2 separate regions of the Homo sapiens genome follow, and region 2 is linked to region 1. The links are chromatin contacts, found by Hi-C or POLR2A ChIA-PET in ENCODE. All regions are on one chromosome and are shown on one strand. The core of a region is the stretch at or near the end of the contact, and the rest is flanking DNA. Distances in the headings are between cores, read along the strand shown. Region 1 has its middle 15 kb from the start of LINC-PINT. Region 2 overlaps LINC-PINT (long intergenic non-protein coding RNA, p53 induced transcript).

Evidence for each region. A loop is a pair of places that touch in the nucleus more often than their neighbours do. ChIA-PET counts read pairs that join two places held with the same protein, here RNA polymerase II (POLR2A). Pooled maps may share reads with other maps.
Region 2: a pooled map shows a loop between it and region 1 (2.9-fold over the local background). The contact joins two enhancer-like sites. A Hi-C loop is called at or near these places in 2 of 50 pooled maps. POLR2A ChIA-PET finds 5 or more read pairs at or near these places in 4 of 52 experiments (activated CD4-positive, alpha-beta memory T cell, activated CD8-positive, alpha-beta memory T cell, activated T-cell and 1 more).

The regions. Positions count from the first base shown.
Region 1 is chr7:131,122,181-131,128,375 of GRCh38, forward strand. It overlaps a transcript of MKLN1 not described here. Among named protein-coding and RNA genes, the nearest start is that of LINC-PINT, 15 kb to the left of the region's middle. RefSeq lists an enhancer at 1,997-2,156 and a silencer at 2,297-2,376. Within about 2 kb of position 1,956, at least 3 of the 41 ENCODE cell types and tissues checked have a DNase peak (open chromatin) inside an H3K27ac peak, as active enhancers do.
Region 2 is chr7:131,002,898-131,008,905 of GRCh38, forward strand. All of the region lies in intron 3 of LINC-PINT (long intergenic non-protein coding RNA, p53 induced transcript), which reads right to left. Among named protein-coding and RNA genes, the nearest start is that of LINC00513, 92 kb to the left of the region's middle. RefSeq lists an enhancer at 4,727-4,826. Within about 2 kb of position 4,759, at least 34 of the 41 ENCODE cell types and tissues checked have a DNase peak (open chromatin) inside an H3K27ac peak, as active enhancers do.

The sequences.
Region 1 (6,195 bases), core at 706-3,205:
AGAGAGAAAGATGCATGGCAAGAAAGGCAGACATGCAGAAAGACAGTAGAATTTATGCTTGGGTCTCAAAAAATAAATAAGTAAAACAGATTCCCTTGAAGTTGACTGCAAACCCAGCTTGATCTTAGGAAATGTAAGGAGGTTCTTTCTGCTCCCTGTGTTTTACTCTTGAGCTAACACATTGATGGGGCTCCCACAGAACCATATTGTTGCCATGTAAGTACCTTCAGAAAACATTTTGAGAAGTGATATTCACCTGTGTCTGGTCAATCTGAGTCATTTTTATCTTTATTTAGGTCCTAGGTGATGACGAAAAGGGCAATTTGCTTTTCCTCGTCTATGACTCCACCACATCACCCTGAATGAGTTGATGGAAACGGGGGCATCCATTTCTGTGCCACTACAGTTCTGTAATACACTGTAATCACTCATAACGCTGCCCAGCCCCAGTTTCCCATGAGAGAGAAAGGTGACTACTGGCAGGAAGAGACGTCTAACCTCTTAGAGAAACCACCAGCTTCTTAGTCTGTTATTGTTTCTGCATTAAAGTGTTGCTGCGGGCCGGGTGCGGTGGCTCATGCCTGTAATCCCAGTACTTTGAGAGGCCGAGGCGGGCGGATCACGAGGTCGGGAGATGGAGACCATCCTGGCTAACACGGTGAAACCCCATCTCTACTAAAAATACAAAAAAAATTAGCCGGGTGTGGTGGCCCGCGCCTGTAGTCCCAGCTACTCGGGAGGCTGAGGCAGGAGAACGGCGTGAACCCGGGAGGCGGAGCTTGCAGTGAGCCGAGATAGCGCCACTGCAGTCCGGCCTGGGCGAAACAGCGAGACTCCGTCTCAAAAAAAAAAAAAAAAAAAAAAAAAAAGTGTTGCTGCTATCAGGGCCGCTGTACAGAATATCAAAGAAGGACATGTTTGACTCTGTTCTAAGAACGTGGAGCTCTTCTACATAATAAAAGAGAGTGTCCTTGAACTGGAAATTTTAGGAAATACAGTAATAGATGTAGTTGAAACAATATTTAAAATGTTATGCCATCCTGTATCATTTAGTTATACCAAAGATCAGCAAACTTTTTCCATTTCTATAAAGGGCCAGAAAGGAAATAATCTAGGCCTTCCTGGCCCTACAGTCTGTCTCAGCTACTCAATTCTGCCATTGTAGTGCAAAGCAGCCACAGACAAAATTTAAATGAATGAACCTGGCCATATTCCAATAAAATGAATTTGAATTTCAAATAATTTTTATGTGTCATAAAATATCATTCTTCTTTTCACATTTTCCAATCATTTAAAAATGTGATGGCCTGGGAAATAGCAAGACCTTGTCTCTACAAAGTACAAATAAAAATAGCTGGGTGTGGTGGCCTGTGACGAGGCAGGTGGATCACAAGGTCAGAAGTTCAAGACCAACCTGGCCAACATGGTGAAACCCTGTCTCTAGTAAAAATACAAAAATTAGCCAGGCATGGTGGCAGGCACCTGTAATCCCAGCTACTTGGGAGGCTGAGGCAGGAGAATTGCTTGAACCCAGAAGGCAGAGGTTGCAGTGAGCCGAGATTGTGCCACTGCACTCCAGCCTGGGCAACAGAGCAAGACTCTGTCTCAAAAAAAAAAAAAAATCTACTTCTTACATAGTACAGTACTGGGTATTATGGAGTTGAAGATAAAAGGATAGATAATTCATAAGTAGGTAGGTAGGTAGACTGACAGACAAAAGATCTAGTGACTGATAAGTTCTGTGAGAATTGTTCAGGTGTATCACAGTATCAATGTATAAATGCAGTCTTTTAAAGCAACAATAGGCAGTCAGACAAAACTAAGTTTAAATCTGAGCTCTTTTGCATCCCAGCTGCATGACCTTGGGGTGATTACATACACCATATAAGCTTCAGTTTCCTCTTTTTGAAATGAGGATAATAACACCTACCTCTCAAGGAGGTTGTGAGAATTAAATAAGATCATGTATGTAAATCAGCAGGTGTAGTACCTGGGAAATGGTAGACAATGAGTAAATGGTAGCTGTTGTTGTAGTATTACAGCAATATGAAGGTAGGTAACTTATTCAAAAGAAGCACACAACCAAAGGCAAAGCAGAGTAAGCTTGTAAGTCAAGAGGTCACAGACACATATAGAAACCCGCAAACCTGGGGGCTGAACACCTGGCCGAGAACATTTGGCTGAAAATAAAAGCAGAAGTGACATTGTCACAGGAGCATACAATAAGGCACCTGGCCAGTTGTCTTGCTTTTGTCTTCTCTAGCAACCAGCTGCTGGGTTGTCTAAGGAGCCCTACTTATGGGTCCAACCCCCAGCCTCCCCAGTACTTAAACGCTGGCTCAGACTGGAGAAAGTCACCATTAGTATCGGCCCCACCATTGTGCTTCCTTTCAGTTAGGTCAGCCATGGGGCCTCAGACATCTGTAGCTCCCTCCTATTGTGCCTCCCCACCCCTCTGCCCAATATGGGTTTCCACCTTGCCCTCAACACCTCAGTCTCTGGTCCTCCTGCCTTGTATCCCAGTCTCCCTTTGGATGTGGGTCCCTTGTCTTGAACCCCAGCCTACTTTACCATGATCCTGATGTCTTCTTTAGCTTAGTTCTGACCAGTCATCTTTGCAGAGGGCTGTATTCTGCTGCCTACACCCCTGCTGTGCTCTCCTCAAACCATGGGACATATGCGCCTTCCCCTTTATAGATAACCCATTGCTAGGGTAAGGCTAAACTGCCTGGTATTAACAGCTTCCTGAACTTTATGTGATTAAGAGACACAAGGTTTTGCAGAGGCCAGCTGCCCAGATCCAAGCTGGTTTCTGTATTCATAGCCCGTGCTCTAGGGAGCATCCCCCAACCCTGGTCTTGGCTCATACCCTCTCTCCACTGGCTGTATGCAGTCAACTACTCCTAGCATGCCTTGTGATCCTGTTATGGCAACATCAGTAATGCTTTCCCAATACAAATGACAAAATTATTGGCACAGGGACACGATATAGGGGTAATGGAGAACTTCAGCTTATCTGATATCTACTGACAGTCTCATTCTGCTGAAAAGTGATCGTCAAATAAAGTTGGCATGACTTAAATTTAAACTAATTGCTTACTGAAGAAGTACTATTCTGTGCTTAATTCTAACCAGCTAAGAAAAATATGTTGGCAAAGTAGAAGTGACAAACAACTTAAAATAAGTGACCAGGGCAGCTTTGAATTTGTAATAGCCAAAGAAGGCAATTCTGCACCTGCTAACCTGACATGAACGAGAGGAGCAAGTTAAGAGAAAATATGGACACAAGACTCCCTCTGGCCAGGAACTAGGAAATAAAGGGCAAGAGGAGTCATATGATTGGAAGTGTACATTTTTACAAAATCAGTGGTTTAAATGAAGAAAAGACGAGCATCCAAAAAAAGATCAGGCTAGGCACTGTGGCTCACACCTGTAATCCCAACACTTTGAGAAGCCCAGGCAGGAAGATTCCTTGAGGTCAGGAGTTCGAGACCAGCCTGGGCAACAAAGTGAGACTTCTGTCTCTGCAAAAAATTAAAAACAGCCTGGCACGGTGGCTCACGCCTGTAATCCCAGCCCTTTGGGAGGCTGAGGCAGGAGAATCACGAGGTCAGGAGATCGAGACCATCCTGGCTAACACAGTGAAACCCCGTCTCTGTTAAAAATACAAAAAAAATTAGCCGGGCGTGGTGGTGGCCACCTGTAGTCCCAGCTACTCGGGAGGCTGAGGCAGGAGAATGGCGTGAACCCAGGAGGCAGAGCTTGCAGTGAGCCGAGATCACGCCACTGCACTCCAGCCTGGGCGACAGAGCGAGACTCCGTCTCAAAAAAAAAAAAAGATAAATATAAATAAATAAATAAATAAATAAATTAATTAATTAATAAATAAAAATCCAGAAGAAAAAGATTAAAAAGATCAATCTGGTTGTTCTGGAAGTGTTCAATTAAGCTTGTACGTTTGAAGGACATGTACAAAAGGCAGGAGAAGGGGTATATAACGAGGCTTCCTTCAAAAAGGAGGGCTCAGATCCGTGAGACCCATGAGAATAATGCCAGAAGGGCTAATGACCAGAGACAGCTGAGGTCTGGGAAAAGTATTGAAGACAATGAATTATGAACTTTTATTTTTGCTTATGTTTATAGTAAAGAATAATAAAGAAGGAAGGATAGTACCATTGAATGGGGCAGACTGTCATATGTGAGTAGTTAAGTGAAAAATAGAGTCATTTAACTATAGCATGTCCTAGATTCTAAGGTACAGATATCCCCCCATGTTTTTAATATTTCTAAAATGAGAATGTAGGTACATTTAACACGGCGGTGTTTTTTGGGAGGGCTCTCAAAACAGCCATTAAATGGTGGTGCATCCTACCATATATATTTTTTTTTCCTGATGGAGTTTCACTCTTGTCACCCAGGCTGGAGTGCAGTGGTGCGATCTTGGCTCACTGCAACCTCTGCCTCCCGGGTTCAAGCAATTCTCCTGCCTCAGCCTCCCAAGTAGCTGGAGTTACAGGTGCGTGCCACTGTGCCTGGCTAAATTTTGCATTTTTAGTAGAGATGGGGTTTCACCCTGTTGGCCAGGCTGGTCTTGAACTCCTGACCTCAGGTGATCCTCCTGCCTTGGCCTCCCAAAGTGCTGGGATTACAGGCATGAGCCATCGCATCCGGCCCATATGTTGATCTTAGAATAGAAGAAATATGGCCGGGTGTGGTGGCTTACGCCTGTAATCTCAGCACTTTGGGAGGCTGAGGTGGGCAGTTCACCTAAGGTTGGTAGTTTGAGACCAGCCTGACCAACATGGAAAAACTCCGTCTCTACTAAAAATACAAAATTAGCCATGTGTGGTGGTGCATGCCTGTAATCCCAGCTACTCGGGAGGCTGAGGCAGGAGAATTGCTTGAGCCTGGGAGGCGGAGGCTGCGGTGAGCCGAGATCATGCCATTGCACTCTAACCTGGGTGACAAGAGCAAAACTCCATCTCAAAAAAAAAAAAAAAAAGAAAGAAAAGAATAGAAGAAAATGGAATTGTTTTTCACTTAGTTCTGCTGGTATCAACCACACTCAGCAGATGAAGGGTCTACTTGGGATCTTGGAAGTGGCAGTGTAGCCAGTGACCACTAACAGGTGGGAAAGAGTCAGAAAGGAGTTTGGAGGCCACACGCAGAGGCATATTATCTCATGGAGCACACAGAGGAGAGTGGGCGAGTACGACTGAAGAACAGGAGTGCAGCAAATATTAGAGACAGGACAAGAAGGAAAAACTGATCAAAACCTCTGAGAAGGGGTAGAGAGAGCCCATTGCCGGCCCACAGAAGCCACGTCACTGAACATGTGTGTCACAGAAGAGGATGGAATGGAGACAGGGGATATGTGTTGAAAAGATCAGGCATGGCCAAGATGCAAGAAGGAATAAAAGAACTGCTGTGAAGATACTCAGAACAGTGTCTAACATGCAGTCAGATGGGAATGGCTTGCCCTGGGCAGGACATTTTGAACTGTGCCTGGAGCATAGTATGTGTCTACCACTGTGTCCTACCTCTTCTGAATCAATTAAATGATTGACTTAAAGCCCTGGTGCTCCAGGTTCCAACTATGTGGCTTCGATTAACCACATAGAAGTCTCCTCTGGGAAGGTATTTAGATCAGGATGTGGGTTTGGGATCACAGATCAGGAAAAGACATTGTGAACTGGTATAAGCAAGATGCTGAGTATATTTGTTTTTGTTTGCTTATTTAAAAAATGACAAGGAATGGTCCGAATAAGTAACCAGGGAAAAAGGGAGCCAAAAGCCAGAAACATTACCAGAATAAATTCAGGGGAGAGTTGGAGCTGTGGTCTGTTTCTACTAGGTCTGTGGAACTCATGTTGAAGAAGGAATTTAGAAAACCTATAGATCAGTTGGCTGTGGAGGAAATTGTTCCAACCATATATGAGCAGGCCCCTAGACACTGTGATGTGTCCAAGTGGTCCATATGCAGCTTGAACATAAAGAGAAGGGACCGAAGTATCGCCTCTGATTCAAAAAAAAAAAAAAAACAACAAACAAAAAATGGAAAAACATGTGGCCAGGAAGAATGGAATGCATTTCAGATGGATTAAAGAATTAAATGTGAAAAGTGACCCATATAATAGGGGTGATATGTGCTGAAAAGCTGAAAGTAGTGTAAGCATTTTTTGACCTTGGAGTGGT
Region 2 (6,008 bases), core at 3,509-6,008, 120 kb before region 1:
AATAGACAATCCAAACAACTAGGAAACGGTATCTGCCTTAGAATGCAAGAGACTTCAAATAAGTCTAGGTTTATTTAGATTTTTAAATTCTTTTGTAGATTTTTTTTTCTACTTTCTGTTTATGACCTACAAAAGATAAGCTCATACTTAAGAGAACATTAAATGGTCTAAGGAGGGAGTCATTATAATCTACTTGAAATAATGCTGCATTTTACATTAGTACAGCATTTTCTATCTATTATGGCTTATCAAATGCACACTAACTTCTAAGGCAGAGATTCTTAATTTGGGGGGAGCAGGGGAGAATTCCCTCTGAGAATCCAAAAAAAAAAAAAAAAGATAATGGTCCCAGAAACACATAACTACATATTTTTTTAAATTTATTTTTATTTTTTGTTTTTTTTAAGAGATAGGGTCTGGCTATGTTGTCCAGGCTCATCTTGAACTCTTGGGCTCAAGCAATACTCCCACTTCAGCCTCCCAAGTAGCTGGGACTATAGATGTGCACCACCATTCTTAGCTTTATACATGTAGTTTTAAGGAAGACCATCTATGAACGCCAGGTTAAGAATCTATGTTTTCTAGGGAAACAGGTCTTACTAGCCTAGTAACACTGATAAGTAAACAGAATTCTCTGGAAAATGACCTACCTAAGCTTATACAGCTAGTAATTGATAGGACCAGCAATCTAGTCTGTCAGAGGATATACCACTAAACTCTTCTTTCTAACTTTAGTTTACAGTCAAAATGGGATTGCTGAACCTGGGAAAAAAATAAATGCTTCCCAATTTCCTATTTAAACAGTGTAAGAATTGGGGGTGGCATTTGAAGGTGGGAGAAGAAGGGCAAACTTGTTAGTTTACTAGTGTGAGCGGTAGATTTTTATGCCAACTGGAATCACTGAGATTAACCTTATGGACGGACTGTAGACTGGAGATTAAAGTCCACACTTGAATTTGGACGATACAATGCGCAACAAGCACAAAACATTCCATTATTTTTTCAATGGTTTACTCATACTTGATCCTCTTATTCCCTATCTACTTCAAATTACTTAGAAAAATCTGTATATACACAATATGAGAGAGCTTCTTTATATTATTTTTAATTTTTTGTTGCTGTTGTTGAGACAGAGTCCCGCTCTGTTGCCCAGGCTGGAGTACAAAACATTGCACATATTTTTTTCAATGGTTTACTCATACTTGATGAGAGAGCTTCTATTATATTTAATTTTTTGTTGTTGTTGCTGAGACAGAGTCTCGCTCTGTTGCCCAGGCTGGAGTGCAGTGGTGTGATCTTGGCTTACTGCAACCTCCGCCTCTCAGGTTCATGCAATTCTCCTGCCTCAGCCTCCCGAGTAGCTGGGATTACAGGCGCATACCACCATGCCCAGCTAATTTTTGTATTTTTAGTAGAGATGATGTTTCACCACATTGGTCAGGATGGTCTTGAACTCCTAACCTCAAATGATCCACCCACCTCAGCCTCCCAAAGTACTAGAATTACACACATGAACTACCACACCTGGCCTATATTTGAATATTTAACAATTAAGCTGAAAAGCTTCTTGATGACATATCTTTAGAGATGATTACCAAGTTACATCTTCCCCTTTTCCATATCTGTGGGAAATATACCCAACACAGTGCTACAGACTACCAAAGCTGGAGTCCTGGTGCACTTCCTCATTTCTGACCTGACAGCTACCACACTCGGACCAAAGACAGTAGGCCATCTGAGAACCCACACAGGCACTTGGCAAGTCTATAAAATGACTTGCAGACCAGTGGGGATATCCATCTCCAATCTCAGCCTTTGACTGGAAAATTCCAATGTACAACAAGTTTTTGAAAAGATAAAAAATATATATTTTTACTATTTCTCTGTCTCTCTTGCCTCCATCTCCACTCATTCAAGCTTTACCCACTTTTCTGCTTTCTGCACAACTGCCACCTTTTGCATTAAAACTTCCCATAAACCATACCTTGCCTAGCGCAATCTCTGGGAGAAAGAAGTGAACTCCCACAGCACTCCATCTTTGCTGCTCCAACAGTGCCATCATTTTCCACCCTACACGGTTTTTTTGGCTTTGTTTTGAAGACAGGGTCTCGCTCTGTTGCCCAGGCCATAGTGCAGGGGAGTGATCTCGGCTCACTGCAGCTTTTAACTCCCGAGCTCAAGCAATCCTCCCACCTCAACTTCCCGAGTAGCTGGGACCACCAGCATGTGCCACCATGACCGGCTATTTTTTTAAAAAAATTTTTGTAGAGATGGGGTCTCACTATATTGCCCAGGCTGGTCTTGAACTCCTGGGCTCAAGCAATCCTCCCACCTCAGCCTTCCTAAGCGCTGGGATTACAGGTGTGAGTCACCACACCTCACCTCTACCTTACACAGTTTTATTTCTTCTTTAAGCAACATGAGCATAGGATTTGTGTGGTTTCATCTTTCTTCTAGTGCCTAGCATCCTGCACATACACTATGTGTGTCTGTGTGTCTGTGCATATAGCCTGGAAAAGCATGTAGACACACACCCAAATTTACCAAGCACTACTATGCCCAGGCACTATCTCTTACCTACACTGTTGCAAAAATCATCCATCTTCACAAAGTCTCCTTCAAGTAGTCATTATCATCATTCCCATTTTGCAGAATAGCAAACTGAAATTTAGAGAGGTTAATACTTGGCCAAAATCACAGAGATAGTAAATGGCAGAGCTGAGACTGAAATCCAAGCCTGACCAATTAAGAGCCAAGGCACTTAATAATAAATTTAATACCCATTCGATATGTCATTTAGTGAACAGCATTTCTACACAAGGTACTAGAATGAGAACGTTAGGAATGAAGATAGCCCAAGGTCAACAACTATAATATAACTATACGACAAAGGAGAAAGAGCAAAGTCCAAGAAAAGAGTGCATAACTATTCACAATAGCAAAGACTTGGAACCAACCCAAATGTCCAACAATGATAGACTGGATTAAGAAAATGTGGCACATATACACCATGGAATACTATGCAGCCATAAAAAATGATGAGTTCATGTCCTTTGTAGGGACATGGATGAAATTGGAAATCATCATTCTCAGTAAACTATCGCAAGAACAAAAAACCAAACACCGCATATTTTCACTCATGGGTGGGAATTGAACAATGAGAACATATGGACACAGGAAGGGGAACATCACACTCTGGGGACTGTTGTGGGGTGGGGGGAGGGGAGGGATAGCATTGGGAGATATACCTAATGCTAGATGATGAGTTAGTGGGTGCAGCGCACCAGCATGGCACATGTACATATGTAACTAACCTGCACATTGTGCACATGTACCCTAAACCTTAAAGTATAATAATAAAAAAAAAAAAAAAAGAAAAGACTGCATAAATGCTAAGGATGCTCACAGGAGTATGAGATCACTTTTTGGGGGAATGGAGGTAGAGAGGGGTAGGAGTAAAGATAATCATGAAGAAGATGGCACTGAGTTGCAGCTTGGATTTGAACAAGCAGAAATGAGAGGTAACAATATGTTAAAGATTAAACTGGGCTCACCTTAGTATTCTTCCTAAAGCAGCAAAGTGGGCTAATATATTACGTTCAGTTATATTATCCTTGATAGCAAAGACAATTTCATATACTTGTTTTTATGCAACATTCACATTCTGGAAACATCCAGTAAATATTTACTGATCGAGAAAGGAGGAGAAAAGGGGGCAAGGTGGGTGAATAAGAAATATTAAATATTTCTTTGAATACTTAATTAGTTCAAACACACAGTTTGTTCCACATGCAGTCTGGTTTTACAATATATGTGAATTAAATCCTTCTAGTCACTAACAATCTTTCACTAAGTTGTATGTATTCTCTGCCCATAATACTGGAAGAATCTAGGTGAAAAAAAAATTGCCCAGTTTTTTCTCTGCCCAATTTTAAATCTTCATGTGTCCAGCGATGTCTGCATTCAAAGTGATTAGGCCAAATCACTGTCTTACCAGTTTTACTCCCAAAACTAAGTACAAATCCATTTTAATCTATTTATCTGTACATCAAAAGATTTTTCTCTAGAAAATACTTTTTTTTTTTTTTTTTGAGACAAGTCTTGCTGTGTCACCCAGGCTGGAGTGCAGTGGCATGATCTCGGCTCACTGTAACCTCTCCCTCCTGGGTTCATGCAATTGTCCTGCCTCAGCCTTCCGAGTAGCTGGGATTACAAGCATGCACCACCACGCCCAGCTAATTTCTGTATTTTTAGTAGAGACGGGGTTTCACCATGTTGGTCAGGCTGGTCTCGAACTCCTGGCCTCAAGTGATCCACCCACCTTGGTCTCTCAAAGTGCTGGGATTACAGGTGTGAGCCACTGCATCTGGCCTACATTTGTATTTTAAAAAGGTAAAATTAACAAAAGGTGCCCATCTACGTAAAAAAGTCAAAAGGAACCATCTACCTGCAAGGCAGCATGAATAAAAATGTAAAGGCAAACTTAACTGTTACAATAACATATCAGCTCTGAGTCTAAAGGAAAACGGGTGTTTGTCTAAGAAATGTGCTAGAGAGAACCAGCCAGTTTTAATGTGCCTTAAGCAATGAAAACCTGTTTCCTCCTTTCCTTCTTGTCCTTTTGAAAAGACAACATGTCACAGGGAGACGTTTTTCTAACAGCATCCATCCTGGTGACAAATGTTTGCCAAGGGTGGGGAGAGAGGAGGGAGGAAAGAAAGAAAAAGAGAAGGAAGACGCCATCTGCTGACGAAAGAGAAAAGAAGAGGAGGAGGAATTGGAAGGCGCCACTTCCGGGTCCGTGTCTGAGAAATACAACGTATCACCATAAGGCAGACTTCTACTCAATATAAGGAAGAACTTTATAATAATTGGAGGAATTCAAAGGCAGAATTGATCAGGGACCAAAGTTCAAGCAGGGGGTGGCGAGGTCTCCTCAGGCAGAATAATCTTTCGTAAGCTTCTCCCTCTTGAAGGAAGAACGGCCCCAGTTCAAGTAGAAGAAAATACTGTGCTTATTATTTTTCTCTAATTCTTAAATGTTTCAAATAGTCTCTATCTTGATAATTCACGATTCAAAGGACTGAGACTGAAACATCAAATAAGCAAGCACACAAATTTGCCTGACACCACCTGCCCCCACCCCTAGTCCCTGGGCCTTATTTCTGGGCTTGCTGCTGGGCTCTCCACGGGCAGCTGGCTGCCATCGCTCCGCTGGAGGGCGGTACCATGAGCACGGATGGGGCCCACATGGCAGGCAAAGCACTGGAAATTGATGCCGCACCCCGCTGCTGCCTCTCAGTCAGCAACTGGCCAAAGCTGATGTGTAAGTGACCCATGTGGGCTAACACTGAGGCCTGGTCCTTACACTGGCTCCCAGAGTGTCCAGCAAAGTTAGGCTCCAATTGTTTCCCTATCTCGCTTCCCTTAAAATGTTTCTTTCACCTTCCAAACAGATAACATACATCTCTGTCTCAGCGGAACTCAATCCAAGAAAACACCTCACACCATGATGATATAAAGATGACATAATCTACAAATCATTGAAGATTCTCATCTTGGTTTCTTAGATTTTCTAGCCACATATTTTAGACTCAGTTTTGTCACACAGTAACACAAAATATACAGGTATTTATACAACAAAATATTAATATAAAACAAGTTATCAGTCCTATGTTTGTGAAGACTAGAGAGTCCACTAGACTCATAAAAGGAATGATGAAGAATACTATCATTTCTTTCAATTTTTTCAATTCTGAGAGCGAGTGACTTTGAAGTCAAAAAGACAAAAATCACTGCAGTATAATGAAAAGAAATTCCAAAGCACTATTTTGTTATGTGGAGAAGTTCACTTTCACAATTACTAAAGGCTTACTGTGTGTTTCAGACGCTGTGCTTGGTCCTACCTAAAATACAAAATCAAGACCACCCAGGCCCTGCTCTAAGGAAGTCACTCTCTAGAAAGGGACAGAGACATGTAAGTAAATAATTCCACTCGAGTGTAATAA